Linked DNA regions of Homo sapiens: region 2 is linked to region 1. A link is a contact called in ENCODE Hi-C data. All regions are on one chromosome and are shown on one strand. Each heading gives the region's core, a stretch centred on a gene start or an enhancer-like site at or near the end of the contact. The rest is flanking DNA. Distances are from core to core; before and after follow the strand shown. Region 1 holds the start of MITF (melanocyte inducing transcription factor). Region 2 holds the start of EOGT (EGF domain specific O-linked N-acetylglucosamine transferase).

What was found. Hi-C counts contacts between places; a loop is a spot of excess contacts on that map. Pooled maps may share reads with other maps.
Region 2: a loop to region 1 is called in a pooled map, with 3 times the contacts of the local background. The contact joins the promoter of EOGT here to the promoter of MITF in region 1. A Hi-C loop is called at or near these places in 4 of 50 pooled maps.

Annotation. Positions count from the first base shown.
Region 1 is chr3:69,736,021-69,741,978 of GRCh38, forward strand. It overlaps MITF (melanocyte inducing transcription factor), which reads left to right and starts at 3,444. Exons shown (of 10, transcript NM_001354604.2): 1 at 3,444-3,681. The coding sequence starts at 3,578. RefSeq lists a promoter at 1,238-3,580 and a silencer at 3,380-3,679.
Region 2 is chr3:69,010,936-69,016,893 of GRCh38, forward strand. It overlaps EOGT (EGF domain specific O-linked N-acetylglucosamine transferase), which reads right to left and starts at 2,749. Exons shown (of 18, transcript NM_001278689.2): 1 at 2,639-2,749; 2 at 1,580-1,864; 3 at 1,001-1,056. EOGT-DT (EOGT divergent transcript) reads left to right here and starts at 2,185. Exons shown (of 1, transcript NR_185971.1): 1 at 2,185-5,958. RefSeq lists silencers at 2,067-2,616, 2,677-2,976.

The DNA.
Region 1 (5,958 bases), core at 2,194-4,693:
CAGGGACCACATATGTGTCATCATTGCTATTTCCCCATACCTAGGGCACAATGTGCCTGGCACAGAGTGGATGCACCAAAAATAGCTGTTGAGCTAAGAGGATATGAGAGTACAAATCATACACTGGGTATCTGCTGCTTAGCATTGCTGCTTTATGTGTGGTTTCTCATTGTGTTACAAGCCTTGACTCAACTCATGGACTGGAAGCTTCATGAGGGGAGGGAGGAAGTCAAATATATTTTTGTATTCCAGGTACCTAACACATTGCCATGCCCATACCTTGCACATATTTAGTATAGAGTAAATGGGGAACCCTTGCCTATCCATCTCTGAAGGATTTTTGTGAGCTCAAATAAGAGATGTATGTGACAAGTGTATGTAAAAAGTAATGTATTACATAAATACATGTAATATTAATAACAACAATTATAATCTGTAGTCATTGCTTTTGTACATTTAATAGGCTCAGTCTTTAGTTTAAATGTATGGATCTATTGCCTGTTATCATCTATTTTTCAAAGTGGTACCTAACCCTAGGGCTTAACTCATTAATGAAGAGGGATTACAGGGTACATCTATCAGGTGGCCAGCTTTTGGTTATGTGGATTAATGGTATAGCAATCCACAGAAAATCATCCATTTAAAGGAGTGAAATATTTTTATGGTGATTATGCGAAGCTCTTGTGGTTGCAAGTGACAAAAAAATAGTTCTAGCAAAAAGGAATTTTTTTTTGTTCATATATCTAAAAAGTCCAAGGATATCTGACTTCAGGTATGGTTGGAACAAGGAAGTGAAACAATGTTGTCGTACTTTTCTATTCTTTATCTTTGCTTGTCTCTTCTTCTTTTTGTTGATCTTATCTCATTCTCTTCCATTTCAAATTAGCTTCCCTAATTGCCCATGGGTAAGTAGCTCCAGATTTTCTTCTTTCTAGCAAAGCAAACAGTCTTCTCCCATTGCCCTAGCAGAGAAGTCCTAAGGAGGACTTCTAGTCATCTCAAGGTCCCCTGTCCAGTCTTAAAGGAATCAGAATGCACTGGGTAGCAGACTGCACTGTAATGGATAACCCAGCCATATGTAATGGAAAATAAGTTTTCCTGAACAAGGAGTAGGATGAGACCAGAAGAAAAGGTATAGGAGAAAAAAATAACAGCTATCTGTGTGAACCTCAGGACAACCTCAGCTCAGAGGTCTGCACCCTGGAGACCTCTCTTGCGGGTGTACTTAGTTGAAGATGAATTCGGAGGTCTTGGTTTTCCTGAGTTTTCTTTCCTTTGAGGTTAGTCCCTTAGGTCTGGAAGGTCACTATTTGATGTAATAAGTGATGGGTAGACTGTTTCACTGCAGATCTAAAGAAGTTATAAACTGCAGTTGTAACATAAAGTCTGTGATAGCCTTCAGTGGGTCAGCTGACCAAAATTATGCACAGTTTTGTTTCTATCTGTATTTTCTGAGAAGAGGATCCGTAGCTTCCCTCAGATTAAAAAACTTCTGGTGAGCCCAAAGATTAGGCAGCTTCCCATGTTTCTCAATGGGGATACATACCACTGAAATTTGGACAAGAAAATTTGTTATTGTGCAATATGTGTAGTGTCTCTGGCCCATACCCCTTAAACGTCTGTAACATCCATAAGTTATTATGACAACCCCTCCTCCCATATTCCAAGCACTGATAATTGAGAGCCCAGATGAGATTAGAAGTCTAGACTGCATGTTTCCTTCATGTTTGATCTTTCTTCTTTCTCTCCCAGAGAACATGAAGGAAACACGTTTTCTTTGTTTGCTTTTGACAGCTAATTTCCAGCAGTCCATCTATTAAGGAATCTAGGATCCCACTTTTATGAGCACAAAACTCCCACTTTCCTTAGGGGTGTTCTCAGGTATTCTGACATAGTTTAATAGTTTCAGGGGAGGGCCTAAAAGTCGTATGTTGGGGACTAATTTTTATTCTGAAAATTTGGTAATTGCTACTGCAACATAGTGTGCCTTCTGCACTTTTTCCAAATCACCTTGAGAACTCCAGCCCTAACATCGATCCATCCTACTGGATGTCTTTTCTGATGTGAAATTAAAATGTTTCAGTGGGAGGCAAGATATGCAAAGGGGTAACTCCTGGGAGGTGCCCAGTTGTCACTGTAGCCTCTTTAGAATTTTCTCCTAGGACAGTCATTTAGTTTATTAATTCTGAAAGGCCAAACACCAAAATGAGATGTTAATCTGAAAGGAATAACTTCAAGACCTAATAAAGAATGACCACTGAGCAGAGTTTTTATAGATTGCAAATCACTTTCTCTTACATTTGACCTTGCAACATCTTCTAAAACTGGTTTGCCAATCTCTTCTTTTATGGATGAAGAAATGGAGGCTTCTAGGAACCAAGTGACATGCTCAGGATTGCACAGCTCTTCTTAGAAGGACTGGGGATTTCAACTCTGAGTCTTATACCTTTAAATGCCACTGTAACTCTATACTGCCTCCCTGATGCCTCAAAACACTTTTGAAAAGAAGGAACACGTCCTACTGGAGCTAATCAGAGGGAAGAACTAGAAGTACAAATGAGCCACAACGGAGAGTTTTAAAATTCTCTTCCCTAAGTGAGTTCCGGGAAGCTCGGGAAGGGGTGGACACTTGTACAGTTCACTTGTACATCTTCACTCCTGAAATGCTAGGACAAATCTCATTTGAACTCCCAGTCAACTGAGAAATTAAAAGCAGAGAGCAACGACGCTATTTTGTAACTTTGTGCCTTTTAAAATTAACCGAATCTTTCAATTGCTGCTGTAGATTAGAAGTGGCTACTTGGATAAAGGGGAAAGAGCCATTCAACTGATGAATACTATTGTAAAAGTCCAGACTTAGTTCTAGAAAAGGAACGCACAAGAACAATTTCTCCAATAACGTTTTCATTACAGAGCGAAGGAAAGTTCTTCCTCGTTGTTCCAATCCGAGGACAAGCTGATATGTCGCAGCAGCCCAGGGAAGCATGCGAGCTGATAGGAAGTCCTTTTATTTTAAGACAGGCTCGAATGCTAAAACTTTCTTGTGCCAAAACCCTTGACTATTTTATTTTTAAAATAAGCACTTGGCGTGCCCTCGCAGATGTCTGAGCTGAGAGGTCGGGGCGATGGTAGAAGAGCAGTCAGTGTCCATTCTTATTCATATTAAGTAGCCAAGTCTGTACCCTTGAAGCAAGTGGGGAGAGAGGAGGGAGAGGAGCTGCTGACATTGACAATGAATCCAAACAGGAGTTGCACTAGCGGTGTCCACCACGTTGCCTCTCCCCCGCCTGGCCTTCTGGGAGCTGTAGTTTTCGTGGGAGCGGCTCCCCAGGCGAGCTGGGAATGCCCCGCCCGGGCCGAACTACAGATCCCAGGCGGCGCTCGGCCGCCAGCCCCTCCCGCCCGGGTGCGAGTGTAAACTCCCCGCGCTGGGGCGGGCGGCCGCGAGCCGGCGAGCGGGCAGAGCTCGGCACTGCGCCGGGGCGCACGGCTCGGGGGACCCAGGCCCAGCTACCTTCCCTCCGCCCCCGGGCTCTGTTCTCACTTTCCAGCAGTGGAAGGACGGGAAGCGGGAGCCATGCAGTCCGAATCGGGGATCGTGCCGGATTTCGAAGTCGGGGAGGAGTTTCATGAAGAGCCCAAAACCTATTACGAACTCAAAAGTCAACCGCTGAAGAGCAGGTGAGTGGTGACAGCTGGGCAGAGGCGCACCGGGCGGCTGGGGGGCACTGCGTCTGCCACTCTGGGGCGAGGAGAGCGGGTCGCGGGAGCTCTGGGACAAGGACCCAGTGCCCTTGCCCCGGAGCAGAGGGCGAACTGCCCCTCGCAGTTGGGGGCCGCGCCTGCCCGGCCCAAGTGCGCCTTTAGGAAGCTCGGATGGAGCGCACTTCGCGGGGGCGCGGCGGGTCGCCGGGGACGAAGCGTCCAGGCGCGGGGACCCTCGGCCGAGGATGCCAGCTGCTGAGACTGATTGGGGGCTGGGGAGCGACCTGGCGCGATGTGGGGGAGGAGGAGCGCCGGGCCGGGACGCTGTCCCGGTGGGATGGGGGAGAAAGAGTTCTAGTGAACCCCCTTTCTGAAGATCCCAGCGGGTTGAGGGCTCGGAGAGGGAGAGCTTTGGGTGGACTGAGATGCGACATTGGAGGGAAGCAATTAGTTCGCTTGGAGTCACCTCTTGGGAGTCCGGTCTCTGTGGGGAAACTAGCCTCTGGGCTCCTGCAGGTGAGGTTTCTCTGGGCTCCGCCTCTCACCTCCAGACCGCTGCTAGCGGGCGCGGGAGGGGCCAGGGCAGCGGTGGGCGTGTCCCCTTGTTCAAGTTAAACTCTCTGGAAATAGAGTCCCATTCAAATCCAGGCCTTACCTGCAGAGGGGAAATGAGCCTTGGTCTTGGGGGTTACTGGGAGTGTACCCCGCTTGGCAGAGACACGTGTTTAATTCGCTGGGGACTTCAGAAACTTTTTAGACGAGGAGTGAAGACATCCACTGCTCTGATGCCCCATCCCCTCTAGTGCCCACTTCCCTTGAGCCACCCTTTTTGCTGCCTCCATTCCCACTTGTCTGTCGAAATGGATTGGGTGTCTTCCGTTCTCTCTGTCCGGCAGCCACTCTGGACGCCTCGTACTTCTCGTTTACAATGTTTCCTAAAAGGGACATGGTCAATGGAGGCTGGAATAGCTGAGAAGGGTTTATTTCCACCCCTCTAAGCTGTGAGCTAGGATAAGGCTATCATTGGAAGCATCCAGCAGGGCTTCTGCACTCGGCTGTAACTTCCTGCCTTGCCCTTCGCTGTGGATGGGGCCTGGGTGAATGGGCCTGGCTGGCAGAGTGGGAGAGGGTCTTGAAATGAGGGTGAGTGGAGAAGGGCAACTGAACGGGGAGCCAAGTGGTGTAATCTTGGCCTCTGGCGAGCACTGGGCTGGTTCTTTTTCTAGTGGAAAGTGCAGCCAGGTTTATTTCCTTCAGGGCTGTGGCAGGACTCTTTATCCAAGTTGGGGAAGAAAATCTGGGAACAGCGGTCCTACTGACTGCCATTGCTGAAGACTCTTTGTAGATGCTTCACGGCAGATTGGAAGGAAACCGCCTAAGCAGTTGGACGTATAAAACCAGCCTTTAGTTGGTGGTTTTTCCTCATAATGGCTGTTTTGTGTGTGAGCATAGATTGTGTGTGTTGGGGGCTGGGGGTTTTGAGTAATATTGTGTGAAGGGTATTGTTGGTTATGCTCATCAGGGCTTTATCTGCATTCGGCTGAAGGGACCAGTGTTTTACTGGGCAGTCTCTGCTTTTGCTTCTATAAGCAAATGCTTACACGGCCAGAATGAGGGAATGAGTGTGTGTGTGGAATCCTGAAAGAAATAAATTAACCGGACTGTTTGGAACATTTCTGATGGTAGCTGATACATAACATTAAATCAGTTTGAGAGAGCGAGGAAAATACCATCTGGAAAAACCCAAATGAGTGCCGTGAAACTCATGTTGCACGATTTGGGCCTGTTCTTTTTCAGAGTCAGCAAAAAAGACTTGTAAGGGTGAACGTCCTCAGTAGCTAGCTAGCAGGCACGTGTAAGGGAAAATGTGGGTATGTGGGAAGAAATGGCTTCACACGTTAATGCTAGAAACAGGTGTGGGCCTGAACCAGCAGGGAAAGGAAGGCTAAATTAAAAAAGTTGTTGTAAAACTTGTATATGGAGCACACACATGCTCTTTGAAATAAACCAGTTAAATAAAATCTGTGAATAAATATATGGAGTTGGCAACATTTCTCTATACTGTTTTCCACAGTTGTCTAAGGTATTGTCGTCGACATCTGTTGTGTGACTTAAAAGGGCTGCACATTGTTCAGGGCCTTCTCTCTCATTGCTTTTTGTCTTATGTTTTTGCTGGGGCACCTCACTTCTTACAAGTCTTTGTCGGAAAAAGTTGAAATTGATATGTGAAGACTGCTGTAGCCGTTCTGCCTA
Region 2 (5,958 bases), core at 1,499-3,998, 730 kb before region 1:
CTTACATGCTAGTAGGTATAATAATCAGCTATAATAGCTAAGACTTAGAAACTCCAGGACACTAAGCAGTCTGCCTCAAAGACTGTGCCCTTAAGCTCTCCCATCATGCCTTTACATTGTGAACAGTGATAATGGTCAGAAACCTCACTGCATTTCTAATTCACCCAGTAAGTGTTAAATCTCTTGGACCAGATTTCTCCTATATATCCCAGACAATGATCCTGCCATTCTCAGGTCACTTTAGTGGGATCTTTGTTCTTTTTTTTTTTTTAAGTGCTCTTTCCACTGGATGACAGAGTCTTAATACACACTGGATGTTCATCAGCTAGGACTGCTGTTTCCTGGGTCATACCGGAAAACCCAACTTTCGAAATCAGTCTTCATTGATTATGGGCTGTGAAGATGGAACCTTTAGAAACAGACTGCAGGCCTGTAATAGTAGCACTTTGGGAGGCCAAGACTGGCAGATTGCTTGAGTCCCTGAGTTCGAGACCAGCTTGGGCAACGTGATGAAACCCGGTCTCTGCTAAGAATACAAAAAATCAGCTGTAGTCCCAGCTGAAGTGGGAGGATCACTTTAGCCTGGGAAGTCAAGGATGCAGTGAGTCGTGATCTCGCCACTGCACTCCAGCCTGGGTAATGCGAGGGAGACTCTGTCTCAAAAAAAAAAAAAAACAAAGAAAGAAAGAAGAAAAGGAAATTGACTGCTATGTTCCATCAAACCTCAAGTTCCAAGGCCATGGAATTCTAAGTGAACAGTGGGGACACCAAAAAGGAATCCTTTTTCCCCCATTTTCCCCCCTTGGAGTAGTTAAGTATTGTGGTTTTTCACTTTGGCGGCCCTCAAGAGTATGGTGTTATCTGCTGTAAATCTGATCTGAATTACAATAACATTTTCACTTGGAGCTTTTATCCAAGAATGAGTTGACAGCAGTTTTATAAAAATTTAAAAACACATATTAATAGTAACAATGACTCTACTTGTAATAAAAATATATACCTCTTGAATCTTCAGAACCACTCAGAAGCTTCTGTGATGTTTCAGGTCTCTAAAACCTGTCAGAAATGAAACATATTACCTTAAAAGGATGCTAAAGTAAACCTGATCATTCAGATGATGTTGTGAATTAAAGGAAATATTAAGAAAGAAAATAATGTAACGTGATAACTCTCAGCCAGAAGGCCTGGCCGGTGGTGCGCTTTCTTTTCCTTAATGAATACCACACTGCTATACTCGAGTTCACAGGCACCACCCCCAACACAGCAACTCGGACCAGATTCCAATGGGGAACGGGAGGAGGTGGCCCACTTTCTACAGGCATCCACTGGAACTGGCCAACAGGATACTTAGTGGATCAAACATTCCCAGAAGCAAACAACTTTCCCATTCTCACAGCAGTAATCCCACTGGCTGAATCACAGGGCTACCCACCTAGAGTGGCGAGCCTGAGGGTTCCCAGGCCTTCCTATTTTTTGACTCGTCCTTCCCGGTAATAAAGTCATTGTTATGACCAAGCCCTGACCTTTGGTTATCCAAGTCCATTGTCCTCCAGTGAGCTCTGGCCATCACTAAACTCACCGATCAGTGGAGAAGTAACGCTTAGGCGATGGAAAAAATCTAAAGACGCAGATCAGAAAGCTGGCGTCTGGCGAGGGCATGTACCCACTTGCATAAGGCGGCTGGGGGTGGCTGCTGGGCCTGGCACAAAGCCTTCCTGGTGTCGGTCGTCCTGCAAGGCCCGCCGGGATGGGTGGCTGCACTCCTCCAGCACACGGACGCTTTACTGGCCAGGCTACTTTTCCTTCAGCTCAAAGCAGCTGGAATCACTCCACTCCAGAAACCCTTGATTCGATTTCCACAGGCCTAATGAGGAAGGAAAAAAGGGAAACATCTGAAAGATGATGGATAGGAGGCAAAACCTGGGGTTGACACAGCGGGCGAAATGGGGCAATGTCGCAGAGAGAGAGAGCTTGGAAAAGTTTAAAGACGGCAGTGGGCAAATGGAAAGTTCAACACGTGAGACCCCGAATGACACCTCAACGGCTGGCCCCTACTTGTGCCAAAAAGTCTCTCGGCGGGTGCCAGGCAGGGCTCAGGAAGTGCTCGGCTGCCCCTTGAACGTCAGTCCCGGCAGAGCCCAGCTGTCCGCTTGAACGTCAGTCCCGGCCAAGGGCTGAGGGGTCAGTGGCGAGCACCCCGCCGCGGCTGAGACGCCGCGCTGGGGTTCCGGACCCCGGGCGCCGCCAGGGATTGCTTCGGGGTCGGTGATCTCCCGGGGCCGCCCGCCACCGTGCACCGCGGCGCCCCGGGTCCCCAGCGCGCCTGGGAGGGGCCCCGGGGAGCGGCTCCGCCCCGGCTGGAAACCTGGTCAACGCGGCTAGGGCCCGGGGCCCGCCTGCGCTCCGGGCGCTGGGAAGGGGCCGGGCGCCCGGGGCCGGGGAGGGCCAGGATCGGCTTCCGACGCCCGCCTCCCGGCCCGCAGGGAATGGGAAGGCGCGGGCGGAGTGCGTGCGTAGGCTATAGCCCTCCGGGAAGCCGCGCCGGGAGCGGCTACCACCCGGGCAAGAACAGCGCAGAGCGCTGCGGCGGCGGGAAGGAGAGCGGGGGAAGGCTCCGCAGATTGCGGGGGAGTCCCACCTGGAGCCGGGGCAGCCGTGAACTACCGAGGAGGAGGCGGAGGAGACGGCGGCTGTTCCAGAGGAGGGAGTCGTCATAACCGGCTACTGCCGCTCACCGGAAACCTCGGGCGCGGGAGCTGGGCCAGGGGGCGCCAAGGAGCAGCTGGGACACCTTGGCCAGCCGGCGCCGTGGGCGGGCTCGGGCCCCGCAGAGGCAGGACCGGGACTACACCCAGGAGGGCCAGGGCGCGGGGCCCGACGCTCGGAGCGGCTTCAGCCCGGCGAGCGGCCTCGACCCGGCGAGCGCAGCAGGGAGGGGCTCAGAGTCGAGGAACCATCTGCCCTTCCTGGCGTTCTCCCGCGAACGTTCGCGCGAGTCCGCCAGCTCCCTCACCAGGGCCGGAAAGACCGACGGCACGTGCCGGCGCCGGACGCCCATCTCCATCGCAGCAGCCCGCGCCTCCTTGAGCGAGAGCGTTAAAGCGCTCAGAGGATGTTAGGACGGGGTGGGTAGAAAACCTGACTCTTCGTGTCTTCTGCGTTGCACTGAGGTGGATTTTTACTTTTGTCTTATTTCAAGCAGAAGTTGCCGCCCTAACTTCCAAATTTGGGGACTGAACATCGTTCACCGAATACACTTTGTGATGGTGAGGATACTTTGGAGTCCACACACATTTTAAAAGCAGTATAGTTTTACCTATCCGTAAACTCATCAAGTTCAAATGCTACTCTGTGGAGTTTAATTTTTATGGTTTTGTTAATTTACTTTATTACTGCTTATAATTATTTGAACTCCCATCCCCCACTGTCTTTTCCTCTAAGCTCCCCCAGGCCTAGTATTCCATCTACAGCACAGTAGAGTTGATCATTAAATAGTGACTAAAGTTGAACTGATTATATGAAGGTGATGACTTCAAAATAAACATGCTCAAATGAATATAGTCACCAGAAGTTAAATAATATGATCATAAGGAAACAAGTTTGTTTCCAAAGGCTTACATGCTTTTTACGTAATTTTTAAAAGTAATGTTGTTTAAGAATTGTTACAAGTTCCATTAGTGACCTGCTAAATTAGGAATCTTACCTGGAATTTTTTTCAAATAATAACAGCAAGAACATGTGGTGTTTAACATGTGCCAAACATTGTTTTAAAGCACTTTACAGTATTAATTTATTCTTTTTATTGAAAAGATTTTGCCTCTAAGGGAACTGTCAAGAGGCATGTGAACCGGAGCAACTCCATCTTAAATAGGAGCTGAGTAAAATGAGGCTGAAACCTACTGGGCTGCATTCCCAGGCCGTTAAAGCATTCTAAGTCGCAGAATGAGATAGGAAGTCGGCACAAGATACAGGTCATAAAGACCTTGTTGATAAAACAGGTTGCAGTAAATAAGCCGGCTAAATCCCACCAAAACCAAGATGGCCATGAAAGAGACCTCTGGTAGTCCTTACTACTATACTCCTATCAGCGCCATGACAGTTTACGAATGCCATGGCAATGTCAGGAAGTTACCCTATATGGTCTTAAAAGGGGAGGCATGAATAATCCACCTGTTTAGCATATCATCAAGAAATAACCATAAAAATGGGCAACCAGCAGCACTCAGGGCTGCTTTGTCTATGGAGTAGCCATTCTTTTCTTCCTTTACTTTCTTTTTTTTTTTCCTTTACTTTCTTAACAAACTTGCTTACACTTTGCCCTGAATTCTTTCTTGCTCGAGATCCAAGAACCCTCTCTTGGGGTCTGGATTGGGACCCCTTTCCTATAACAGAATTACTGCTCTATTATTTTATACTTTGCATACTTCACCATCCCACACTAATGACAGTAATTTTTTAAAATGCTTCCTCAAGCCAGGCACTGTGGCTCATGCCAGTAGTCCCAGCTACTCAGGATGATCGCTTGAGCCCAGTGAGGTTGAGGCTGCAGTGAGCCATGATTGAGACACTGCACTCTAGCCTGGGCCACAGTGAGACCCTGTCTCATAAAAAAAAAAAAAAAAAGCTTCCTCAGCCTACTTGCTACCATCCTATTTTTGTCACATACAAAAAGGTTAAAATCAGTATGACATGTGCATGGTACTATTTTATTTTATTTTTTTTGTAGAAACAGGTTCTTGCTATGTTCCCAGCACTTGTTTCCAACTCCGGGCCTCAAGTGATCTTCCAGCCTCGGCCTCCTAAAGTGCTGGGTTTACAGTTGTGAGCCACCACGCCTGGCTATGTGGTGCTATTTTAAACACCTACATATTGAATGGTCATTCAGACTTACAGGAAACCAGATATGATAAACCTGAACATGAGATTGAGTCTCTCTTACTGTAACAGCCATTCTCAAATAGAATTTCTCTCCAAAATACCAATGTTAGAATTTAAATTTTCTTTGAGCTGACATAAAACTCAAGTGTCTACCAATAGAAGGCTGGTTGAATAAACTATGGTTTATCCATACAATGTAAAACTATGCATGCATAAAAAGGAATTGAGAAATATCTCTGTACACTACAGAATATTGAGTGGGAAAAGGATATGTAATATGTAAATATCATTTTTCTAAGAGGAATATGTGTGTATACATGTGTATACACATATATATTTACTAATTATTATTTTACAAGTAGATTAACATTTAAAATGACTATATGGGCAAGGAGGGAAGAGGAGGGGTATAAGGAACAAAGAAGACATGACTTTGTTTTTTGGTGTGTGTGTGTGTGTGTGTGTGTATGTGTGTGTGTGTGTGTGTGACAGAGTCTTACTCTTTTGCCCAGGCTGGAGTACAATGGTGCAATCTTGGCTCACTGCAACCTCCATCTCCTGGGTTCAAGCAATTCTTCTCCCTCAGACTCCTGAGTAACTGCGATTACAGGCATGCGCCACCATGCCTGACAAATATTTATATTTTTAGTAGAGACGGGGTTTCACTGTATTGGCCAGGCTGGTCTCGAACTCCTGACCTCAAGTGATCCGCCCACCTCAGCCTCCCAAACTGCTTGGATTACAGGCGTGAGCCACCACGCCTGGCGTGAAGACATGACTTTGAAGTCATGTAAATATGTTACATTATAAAGCAAAATTCTGTTTTTAAAAAGCAATCCTTGAAAGTAAAATGAAACTAAATGAACCTAAATGTTTTCCAATTGTGGCATATCACCCAGAGGAGCTATCCCAAGTGACTTTAAAACTTAATTTGTATATACTTAGTGGGATGTATTCTCAGGACTAAAGTACAAAAAAACTCTTTTGTAGACTGCATTCCGTAACCAAATTGTTGGTGGCAATATTGGTATTATGGGATACACCAAGTTGAAGTAATTATGATGGTACCTTTGAAGCTGA